Regions from separate parts of the Mus musculus genome. Here region 2 is linked to region 1. A link is a loop called in an ENCODE intact Hi-C map of the cell type or tissue named here. Cell type or tissue: gastrocnemius. All regions are shown on one strand. Each heading gives the region's core, and the rest is flanking DNA. Links, peaks and the distances in the headings are about the cores only.

Region 1 (5,866 bases), core at 352-5,351:
TATGTTATGTCTCTCTTTAACCATCACACCACTAGGCCTGGAAATGTATGCGCTGGACATTTTCCATTCGTCCCTCCAGACCCTCAGTCAGATGCCTACAGTCAGCCCGGGACCTGGGGGCAGGGAGGAACCTTCATGAACTTCATTCACCACAGACTACTTAATGCTCCATCTTTCACATGGATTTGCTGGGAGGAGACAACGGCTGGATCAAGGAAGAACACTGGGGTGAGATGTTTACATTCCGAGCTCCCAGTCAGATTCTGTTTAGTTGCTGAGCTCCGCTGAAGCCACAGCTCCTGTCAGACACTAGCCAGTCTCTGGCAGTTCTCTTGCACCCTGATAAGCTCTCTGCTCTTGCCAGTCCCTCCTCCTGATGCCTGCAGCTCCTTGTCAGTTTCTCTATCTGCCCACACCTTTGTAATTCAGCCCTTATCCTGCTTCCTCCCCGCAGATATCCTTCCCTGTGTCCAGCTAGGATCTAGGCGCGGTGCTCCAGAAGCCCCCCTGGCTCACACTTGCCGTTCTAGAACACTTCACCGGCAAGGGGACGGGAATGGTGGTGACTTGTGGTTTTGATGTCATATTCGAGAAAGCTTTGCTTGACACAATACTGCAGAGCTGTAGACCTACGCTTCATTGTAAGAGATTTCCGATTTGAGGTTTTATATTCGGGCTTTTACTATGATCTTTTTTTTTTTTGAGCTACTCAAGGCAAGACTCTAAATTGATCCTTGTAATGCAAATATTCAGTTATCCCAGCAATAACTTGCAAATACTCCTTTTTTTCTCACTGAATGGTGCTGACATTTTTGTTAAAAACTAATTTATTGCCAAGAGTTTACCTCTGGGCTCTGAACTCCGTTCCACTCATCATGAAACCTAGCTATCCCTGGGCTGCATCACACTGTCTAAAACAGAAACTTTACACCTTTTTCATTCAGGAAAGGCAAATCTTCCAATTTCATACTTTTAAGCAATTATCTTGGCTGGGACTCAGGAGATAGCTCAGTTTGTAAAACACTTAACATGCAAGCATGAAAAGCTAAGTCTGGTGCCTAGCACACATGGAAAAGAACCGGGTATGGCGGCACATACCTGTAATTCTAGCACACGGGAGGTGGAGATGGGCAGCCAGATCTCTGAGGCTTGCTAGCCAACCAACCCAGCCTTTCAGTGAATTCCAGGTTCAGTGAAAGACACGAACTCAGAAGGTAAGATGGGAAATAAATAGGCAGACACCCAGTGTTGACCTCTGGCCTCTTCGCTTCCACTCATGCACACACATACACACCGCCTCGGCTAACTTCAGTACTTCATGTTACCATCTCAAAGGCAGAATGGGCTTGTCAGTTTCTGCAAAATTAGCCTCTGGGAGTTTACCAGGGATTGTGTTCAGTCTATTTACCCCATTGGAAAATCAAGTCTTCTAGTACACGAGTATGAAGTGTCTCCATTCAAGCAAAGCCTGTGAGATCTGTCTGTCTGCGATGGCCTCCCATGACGCTCACTCTTGCGGACTTTGCCCTAGGCACATAATCCTTTGTATGCACCCAAGAGCCTTCCCACCGCTGCTCCTACCTACTTCCTGGGATGTTTCCCTCCAATATCTCATGGCTCACTCCTTCTCCTCCCCAACCCTGCTCCACTTTCATCTTCTTCTCTATGAGAGAGACCTTGGCCACCTCCTTGAAGTTCTATCCACCACCAGGAGGGCTCACTGCTCACAACAGCCAGCCATTCTCCCTGTAGCACTTACTGTCTTCATGCAACAGACGTTGACTGCAGAGTTCCTTCCCCTGCTAAAATGTCTGTTTGGCTCAAGACTGCATCTGAAAGGACTACATGTATAATGTATGTATAGTATAGTATATTGCAGTATGTAGAAAATGCAACACAATACTTTTTGAGTAAATATATGAAGAACTTTGAAAAGCAGTATGTATCCACCGGTAGGCACAAAGGGAAAGGTAGGCATTCTTAAAAGTTGAATTTATTTCTTTCATTTGCTTAATAAAAAATTAATGACTTCTCTTTGTCAGACACTACAACAGTCACTTAGAATATTCAAAATGGACAGAGCTCTATTAATATAGACCATACCTATTCATTTCCTATCTCTCTTCATACTTTGCATAGAATGTAAAAACAAACAATACAATACTTGTCATGATAAATGCTCTAAGGAAAGGGAATAAGTATACGTGATAAATTTTAGGTAAAAGAGGTAAGGAACCGGCCTCCAACTAGGAGAGACAGTTAAGGTCTCCCTCTAAGACAATACCAGGACAAGGAGAAGCCAGTCATGTAGAGACCTAGGAGAAAAATATTCCAGGGAGATAAAAAGTATAGAGTTATGATGGGGAAGATGGAGTTCAAGAAACAAAAAGGCACCACAACCTGAAGCTGGCGTAGGAAGCTGGTGTAGGAAGCTGGCGTAGGAGGCGTGGATACACTGGGAAGGGCTCCTGTCTCCACTGTGGTGCTTAAACTGACCTCCGCACTTTTAGCAAGTTCAACCCTTCCTAGACTACTCTATTCATTTTTCTCTCTAGGAGTTGACAGCATAGATAAGCAGTGTCACTGACAAACGGGGCTAACGTCTGTGCACATAGAGAAGGCTGTGCTCGTCTCAGAGCACTGTTTCCATTGGCTAGGAAATGTGTGCCACACGAGGGCACCTGTAGCTCATCCCGAACCCTGCCCAGCCCACTGCAAGAATGAGCACAGCAAGACCCAGCCTTAGGTGCCAAATGCTGCAGAAGCCAAACACACATGTGGACTGGCATGCGCTGCAACAATCACCACGGGGCATTAGCTGCAAGTCACTCCCGACTCTGTTTGCATTTTTGTCAGGAGTGAAGGGTGTTTGAATATTCGTGACTGGAGAAGATGGTGTGTTGATGGTAAGCAGACAGGGACTGAGAGGCTATGAACACAGACATCCTTCTATAGTGAGAAAAGCCTGTGTATGCCAGCATGTGTTAATACCACGATTGCCAGAGCCTACCTGAAGACATACGTATTAGGACAGAGTTTTCTTTCATGCATTTGCCTAGATAGCCTCACACAACTCAGATATTATTTAATGTTGAATCCTTACATTTTTGGTAAGACAAACAGCATTTTCAGGTTTAATCCAACAGAAGAATTCATCGTTCACATTTTTTTAATCTTTCACTTTATGAGACATAATCAGTGGTTCTGTGCATTCCTGACTTCAACAAAGGTGGCATCTGAGTGGCTCATCAATATGAACACCAATGAAATTCAGAGGCACTGAAAAGGATGCCATCCAGTGATGGAGGAGCGCCACCTAGTGTTCACTGTGGTTACAACATGTCACCAAAGCTGAGTCACACAACCAGTTCACCAATTTAATCCTGCGATTATGAGCTAAATCATAGCAAACTTGTAAAGGGTCTAGTCAAGCAGCACCAGGTGAGTCATAAATTTTTGTAAATAATGGTATGTTTCACTCTGTCTTCTATGAACTGAAGGTTTAAAAACAAAGCTAACATGTCATTCTCTGTACAGCTACAAGAAAGCTGCAGAGTCATTCGCTAGAATTCAATAAAAGAAAACGTTAAACACCTTCACCCTACCTATGGCACTTTAGAAATTAAACAGAGCTGTAACTTAAAAAAATTAAAGTAAAAACCTCAACCTGGGCTACACTAGAGCTGCACCATCGCCTTGAGTGTTCATAAAATCAGGACATCACTACTCAAAGAGCTGCAGCCAGCTAAGTACTCAGCAGCGGGCAGACAGGAACTCCGAGGAGCACCGGGCTTCCCTCCCGTTCCAATTCCTAAGAGAAAGAGGCTGTCTTCTGGTTCTACTACAGCATCTTCATGCCAGGTCAGGCCAACAATGTCTGACCCCTCACATTACAAAGTGACTGACTTTTTTGGTCATCTCCCCAGGTTATTCTCAAGCAAGTTTGAAGCCTTGGTTTTTAGCCACTAATAAATTAATTATCAGGCTCAACCTCTACCGTCATGGAGGGTGAATAACAGATGACTCTCCTCACCTGCCCCCTCACACCTAAATCTATTATATGAGAGGAAAACAACTTAAAAATAAAGGTTCTATTAGCTACCTCAAGAATAACTTTCTTGTGGTATAAAGATTTAGTGAGAGAGAGAGAGAGAGAGAGAGAGAGAGAGAGAGAGAAAGAGAGTGTGTGTGTGTGTGTGTGTGTGTGTGTGTGTGTGTAAAATTAGTTTTCAGCTTTTAACTCCTTCCCTTCATTGAGAAGCCAGAACCAATTCAGTACGGGGTCAGCTGGGTAGACACAGGAAGTGTACACAGCCAGTGGATGACAAACAGCAAGCACGCCGCCCTGAGGCACGTCGCCTCAAAGCGTGTCTCAGCTTGCTTATCTTTAAATTTGGGGACTAGACTAGACTAGATTCGGAGATCATGAACATGTTTTTTAAAAATATCAGTCAAGTATATGAATTAGTTTCCACTAGAACCAACACACACACACACACACACACACACACACACACACACATACCACCACCACCACCATCACCACCATAACAGCAGAAGTAAAAAGCAACCTCTATGAAATGATTATTATCCTCAATATGTCCACGTATCACTACACTTTTGAGACTGTATTTCGCTTTATTTTATATATGTGGATGTTTTGCCGACATGATGTCTCTGCTGCACATGCAGTGCCTGTGGAGACCAGCAGGGGGTGTCAGATCCCACAGAGCTGGAATCAGAGATGGTTGTCAGCTGTCACGTGGGGCTAGCAAATTAACCCATGTCACCCGGAAGGGCAGCCAGTGCTCTTAACCGGCAGCCATCTATCCGGTGGTCCCCTGCTTACTGTTTTATGGGCCTACTGCTATTCACAATTTAGAGCATTAGGTGACTCTACTACGCATTAGGTGACAATCTCAGTGTCAGAATCATCGGAATTAGGAAAACCGGAAATCCCCTCCACTCCTAAAGCGTCACAATGCCACGCCACACTGGTCTAAGTTCTCCAGGTCCAGCTCCTCTTCACACCGACTACCACCCCGTTCCTCACTACGGTTTCTGTCTGACTGACCTGGCTGTACCCTGAGCTCTAACTCAACCTTCCTGATGCCACAACCCTTCTATACAGTTCCTCATGTTGTGCTGATCCCCAACCATAAAAGTATTTTCACTGCTACTTCATAACTGTACTTTTGCTACTGTCATGAATTGTACTGTAAATATTTTTGAAGACAAAGGTTTGCCAAAGGGGTTAGGACCCACAGGTTGAGAACCACTGTCCTAGCTGCCCCACCCACCCACCCTGTAATTGTTTTAATTTTTGTCCTTATAATATTATCACGTTACCTCCCCCTTCAAACTCCTCCTTCCAAACCATCCTGCATAGCACTCCCTTGTTCTCTTTCCAATTCATGACGTCTTTTAATTACTGTTACGTGTGTGTGTCCTTACGCATACACACACAACCTGCTCAGTCCATACAATGGACATGGACGATTGATTCTCTCTGACCAGCCCATTCTCCCTCGAGGGACTGGAGAGGGATTTCCCTGACTATCCAATGCCAGCCCTTCCTGTATTCCTCACTCCGCAGCCTTACAAGGTTCCTTTCTCGTGATTAGCAATGCCTGATATCATATCATGTCCTTTTCCCCCCAAAACTGTATATCTCTCCAAGCTCAGCCATTTTAGTTCCTTAGGAGTTTGAAGGTTGTCTAGACCAGTGGGCAGCACAGAGTAGAAATGCAACAGTGACCGTGCATGGATGAAGCCAGACTCTCTCAGAATAAACATCTGCTGCCTCTGATCTAGACTTTTAGTTTTCCACAGGACCAGGTAGGCCTGACAAGAAATCCTTCTCTGC
Region 2 (5,866 bases), core at 365-5,364, 1.0 Mb before region 1:
CGCAGTCCAGATGGTCACCTGCTTCACTGGCTCAACCATAGCACCCTAGCCGGAATACTCAGACCCCGAGTAGCCACAGCTCTGCCACCACTGCTAACGCTCTACATTCCCCACAGCATCAGCGTCTGGACACCCGCGCTCTCCTTTGTGGTCAACACTGGTGCTTGGTGAGGTGCCGGCAGATCCACAGTGTTAGGCAGATGAGTAGGCTTCAAATCCTTTAAAAGGGAGGTCACATCACTTCTGGAATACTGGAGACTCCTGGGGTCAGCCAATAGGGTTCAGAGGCCTCAGCATCCTTTCCATAAAGGCTAGCCCAGGGCAGTAAGAAAAGCGCTCTCTACCCTTTGAGTCTTAAGCCAATCCATTGTACTAACTGACAACCCGCACCTAGGGAGCGTGCTCCACTTCGGTGCATACTAGGTAATTGGGAAAAGGGTCCCTCAAGACACCGGGTGAGTACTAGAAAAGGAAAACAGAATACACAGAGAAGACAGGCGCCGCAAGGAATGCAGGACCCGTCCTCCCTGCCACTCCCCTGCACCGGTGACCTGGAGTAGGTGACAAAATCAAGCACCCAAAGGCTCAAGCCAAGCCTCAGGAACCACAGGCACTGGTCACTCCAGGAACTGGGCAGCCCACAGGAAACATTTGAAAAGTAAACCACTCAATTAGCTGCCTCGTGGCAGATATGGCGAGGTCTTAGACTTCCTCTGCTCTGTGTGGTGGACAGCCCTGCTCATCGCTTCGCTTATCTAAAGCACCCAGGCTTAAGAGCAGCAGAAAAGATCATCTTACAGAACCCCCACAGCAAGCACTCAAAGCCCAAACTTGTTCTAGCTCAAAGAGCAAGAGGAGTCCAAGGCAACAAACCCCACCCACTGTCCCACATCTGCCTCAGCTGTGGCACCCTCTTCATACCCACGGCTCAGTAGTCGGCAGTTAGGACTGCCCTAGACGGCCAAACAAATAACACAAAGACAGACGTGAGGGCCAGAGCATGCAGGTGCTCTTCCTGTACTCACTGGGCACACCCTCAAAAGTATACAGATCCTAGGTCACCCACCAGTCATGTTCAGTTTGTCCCCATCTCTTAAATTGCAGATTCAGAAGCCATCAAAAGTCAGAGCTGGAATTACCTTGGAGGCTACTTGTTCCAACTCCCCACACCTTTCTTTTCTCCAAATGGCCTAGTGATGGGACAGGATGTCCCAGATGATGTGCAGACAAAAGCCAAGCTGGGTCAAGAACCCAGGCTATGAACTCGGGTCCAGTGCCCTTTCTACCTTTGTGCCAGCCCCCAAACTTGCTATGACAGTCACAATTGCCTCTGGAAAGTGAGGCCAGCTATGTTTGCCAGTCACTCTAGCATCTCCTATATCTCCCGTGTGAGGGATTTCCCCCCAAGTTCCCCTCATCTGCGTATGACCTCAAGTCCCAGGCTTAGTGATATGCCCTAACCTCCTGGTTTTATTATTCTGGAAATGAAGTGCTTGGTATTCGCCCTTGTCTTTCATAGTGGTTTCTCCCTTCTTTTCAAATAATAATAGTAATAATAAAAATCTGTCAACAAGGAAGTGGGTGGGGTGGCCACATCTTGGGTGGCCTGTGGGCTGTTTCTATTGGCCAGCAGCAGGTGCTACCCAAGAGCAAGTCCTAACTAGGGCAATAGATATGGGGTGTCTATGTGGGGTGCTCTACTCGGATGCTCTCTGGACTGTTTTTGCATTTAGTCTAGTACTTGTGGTCCCACGCTTCCTGGATCAACTACACAGAGCCCCCAGATGGTCTGACAGTGCTAGGGTGAGCCGTTCTGTCCCCATGAGGGGCACGGAGTAGGGATTGCCTCTAGAGGCCTCACTGAGACCAGGGACAGCTAAAGCAGCTGGATACCATTGAAGACAAGAGCCACATGGTGGCTTCCCTTTCACATCCACCATCTCTAGTCCTCCTGATGCCCCAGCCACATCTCCATCTGCTTCTAACGTGTGCTTTCGAAGCCTCGTTCCATCCCAGGAGCCCTGAAGCAGCCCACATGTGCTTTACAGAAGACAACTGAAGTCAGAGACTGGAGACAGTATTTTCAATCCTCCTGGCTGCATACCAGATGTTTCCTTCCCGGCGTCTGGCCCTCTCTGAGTGGTGACATGTTCCAGGGTCTTGGCACAGGCACCAGTCCCGGTAGCTCCGCTGCGGCCCCGCTCCCCTCTGAAGCTTTCATCTCTGTTCTGCAGCTAAGACATTGCCTTCTTTGATGCTCTGTAGCTGCAGCCTCTGATTCACAAGAGTTCTGCTGCCTCGACGGCCCCCAAAGCCAGCCCCTGGGACGGTCCGTGCTGTGAACAAGACCCCTGGCAGAGCCTCCTCCCCAAATAAGTTGATTTTGGCTTCAGCCTCAATGGCTTTAGCCAAGCTGGCTGCGTAACTGTCCAAGGATTTGTGTACTTCAGCTTTCACATGAAGAAGAGAGTTCTTGGCGGCCTCTGTGGGAGAAGGCAGAAAGGAAGGTTAGCGAAAAGGGATATGGTCTCTGCTGGCTTGCTACTCCAGAGAGAGCGGACAAGCGAAGATTACAGGTATGGATTTTGACATCAGAGTCCCCAGGCTAAAATCTTGGACTTCACACAATTTACATCCTGAGAAAGGCCAGACATTTTCTAGTTTAGTTTCCTTGACTCTAAAGAGAAAAGATTCACACGGTTACTGTGAATGAGTAAATTCTACCCTAAATGTTTTAGCTTTTACGTCTTCAATAGAATTTTCCTCTTGTAGCTCCTGGGTTCAACAGCCTAGGCTGTAAGCTTGCACAGACTCAAAGGCCATGTCTCCTCTCCATTTCCCTCAGAGGCTCCTTCACTGTAGAAAGCCTCACATTTAGAAGCGATGTCAACAATTCCACCATCCTGGGAAGGATTAGGAGCCGTGACACTACACTGAATGGAAAAGAGGGACAGAGGTGGCGCCTAATGACCAAACCTGAGCACTGGGTCACAGACCGTACTGCCTAAGCTCTCGGGGTCTCTAGGGGACCTTCTCCCCTTATGTTTTCTGGAGAACAGGCAGTTTGTGCCCCACTCTCCAGGAAGGAAGTGGAGACCTTAGCAGCACTAGTTTGCTCCCTACACAGCATAACTGTCATCCCCTGCTCTAGCACCTTGCTCTCAGCACCCAACCAGCAGAGGGCGCTTCCAGCCCACCCGTAGGACACAAAGGGGCAGGCTGGGATCGGCGTGAGAGGTCTGGGAAGGAGATGGACTTGTTGTCCAGTAGAAGGGGAATGTAAACTCTCAAAGCTGCTGGCTAGCTCTGTATTGAATCTGCTTTGCCAGAAAAGTAGATACTTACTTACCATCCTCTCTGAGCTCCTCTCCCACCTCTCCCCTCACGCTGCAAGGGAGTGGAGCAGGGCAGAGGGAGGCTCATTTGCATACTCAGCATTTACACCTTAGAGCCCCTGGCTCCAGCAGACTCAAGGTTCCTTATACCAGTGGCTATTCTCACTTGGAGACAGGAGAAAAAGAGACTCCTTCCTACACAGGAGTGGCTCCCCTTGGCTTGTCTGGAGTGGAAACTAGCCCCAGGTCCCTAAGCATCCAGGATGCTCTGTGTTAACAGATAAGCAGGAAAGCCCAGTCAGTGGGCTCCGGTCCCTGCAGGTTCCAGGGCCATTCATCAGGATGGCAGCTTGGCCTGCACTCACAGGGCCATATTTCCACTGTCCGTCAGAGGGGACGGGCTAAGAGGACAGGATCAGATTTATAACTGGATACTATCCATAAAGGGGAGCAACTACTGTGGACTAGGGGGCACGGAAACTATTTCATCCAGTCAGGCTAGTTCCTGAGAAAGCTGGGAATTGTTTTGAGTTCTCTCTCTGTCTCCCTGTCACTGTCTCTGTGTGTATCTGTGTGTGTGTTTGTCTGCATGTGTGTGTCCATAACTGTGTGTGTGCCTGTGTATGTATGTGTGTGTAGGTATGTCCTTGCTGTGTGTTCATGGAATCTGCTCTTTATGTGTGTGTCTATGTGTGAGTTTGTGTGTGTGTACACGTGTATGTGTATTTGTGACTGTGTCTATGTGTATGTGTGTATATGCATATGTGACTGTGTGTGTACTGGCTAGTTTTGTGTCATCTTGACACAGGCTGGAGTTATCACAGAGAAAGGAGCTTCAATTGGGGAACTGCCTCCACGAGATCCAGCTGTAAAGCATTTTCTCAATTAGTGATCAAGCAGGGAGGTCCCCTTGTAGGTAGTGCCATCTCTGGGCTGGTAGTCTTGTGTTCTATAAGAAAGCAGTCTGAGCAAGCCAGGGGAAGCAAGCCAGTAAGGAGCATCCCTCCATGGCCTCTGCATCAGCTCCTGCTTCCTGACCTGCTTGAGTTCCAGTCCCGACTTCCATTAGTGATGAATAGCAATGTGGAAATGTAAGCTGAATAAACCCTTTCCTCCCCAACTGCTTCTTGGTTATGATGTTTGTGCAGGAATAGAAACCCTAAGACAGTGTGTCTGAGTGTGTTTGTGTGTGAGACTGTGTGTCTATGTGTGTGAGTGTGTGACTACATGTATGTGTCTGTGCGTGTATATATGTATGCGACTGTGCATGGTTGTGTGTATATGTCTCTGTGTGTATCTGTGTATGTATGTGTGCAATGTGTCTGTGCTGTGTGTGTGTTCATGGTATCTGCTGTGAGTGTATCTGTGTGTGTTTGTGTATGTGTACCTGTGTATGTGACTGTGTGTGTTTGTATGTGTCTGTATGTGTGACTGTATACGTGTGTACGTGTGTGTGTGTGTGTGTGTGTGTCTGTATGTGTGACTGTATACGTGTGTACGTGTGTGTGTGTGTGTGTGTGTGTGTGTGTCTACAGCTGCATTTGTCCCACCTTGGATGCTGCTTGCTATGAGTCAGATGCCTCAAGTATCCCTAGTGGGGCTGCAGTGATGGGAAGGAGGCAGAGGCGATGAAGTCTTGGCACGTTCTGTGGTAAGAATGAGGCTAGGATCCCCTCCTTGCCCACGTGTCTACTGAGACACTCCCATAAGCCAACCTTTGATCTGTTCCACTTCGTCCTCAAATGTCACGGAGCTCCTCCTCTTGGGTGGGCAAGTGCAGTGCTGGGGAGGGTTGTCCTCAGAAGTGCCATCTTCCAACAGCATCACATCCGTCCCTAAGGCAGGCAGAGGATGCACATGTATCTACAGCACCAAGGCCTCTTCTTCCCTCTGTCATAACTGATGACCCTGGCCCCGAGCCTTCAATACCAAAAGCATGTCCAGCTGCCTGTCCTGAAGCAGATGCCCTACAAACAGCGTGGCTGTGTCATCCATCCCTGGGTTTCACAGACGGGAGGAGCTGCCACACCATCGGCTGACCAGATAATCTAGTGGACAGCACCTGAGGAGCAGCACCCAAGTCACCCGAGGTTGTCCCTCCTGCACACAACCACCTCTGCCTTGGCTTCTGTTTCCTGTTACCTTAGGGCACATGTGTCCAGGAACCCTTGGTAGGATAGGGATAGGACTTGTAGCCGGCACCTAGATGAGGCCATCAGTCAGAAGAAATCCTGTCTTCCCTGAGGCTGTCCTCTCCTCTGGTACCCAGAGGGCTGCACATTGTATGGTGTCTTAGGAACCTTGGGTCATGAGGTTCCTTCAACCTGTGTCCCTCTTCTGTGGTCGGAGGGAAAGGCCGGTCTCTGCCATTCCCCAGTCGGCTTCCCCAGAATAAGACAGTAGAGTTCCAGTCTCTGACATCTGTCCACTAAGCCTTGCCTTGCCCAGAGCCAGGGCTTGGTTCTGATTTCACTAACAGGAGAGATATCTCCTACCCTAGAGATGACTTTTCCAAAGCTCCCAGTGAGCTT

The links. Peaks named below come from ENCODE experiments on the same cell type or tissue, not always from the same donor. Only the 100,000 strongest peaks of a DNase experiment are listed, where the experiment ranks them.
Region 2: a loop joins it to region 1, with 2.8 times the contacts of the local background. A loop is called at or near these places in 5 of 42 quality-filtered maps.

What each region holds. Positions count from the first base shown.
Region 1 is chr1:164,314,336-164,320,201 of GRCm38, reverse strand. All of the region lies in intron 3 of Nme7 (NME/NM23 family member 7), which reads right to left. Among named protein-coding and RNA genes, the nearest start is that of Nme7, 9.6 kb to the right of the region's middle. In gastrocnemius, for the core only: CTCF peaks have their summits at 3,319 (motif pointing left) and 4,716 (motif pointing right); DNase peaks (open chromatin) are centred at 2,753, 3,316 and 4,731.
Region 2 is chr1:165,318,053-165,323,918 of GRCm38, reverse strand. Gpr161 (G protein-coupled receptor 161) reads right to left here. Exons shown (of 6, transcript NM_001310429.1): 5 at 5,051-5,170; 6 at 1-2,483. The coding sequence ends at 2,218. Among named protein-coding and RNA genes, the nearest start is that of Gpr161, 25 kb to the right of the region's middle. In gastrocnemius, for the core only: a CTCF peak has its summit at 3,166 (motif pointing right); DNase peaks (open chromatin) are centred at 2,233 and 3,187; H3K4me3 peaks cover 257 bases; H3K27ac peaks cover 408 bases.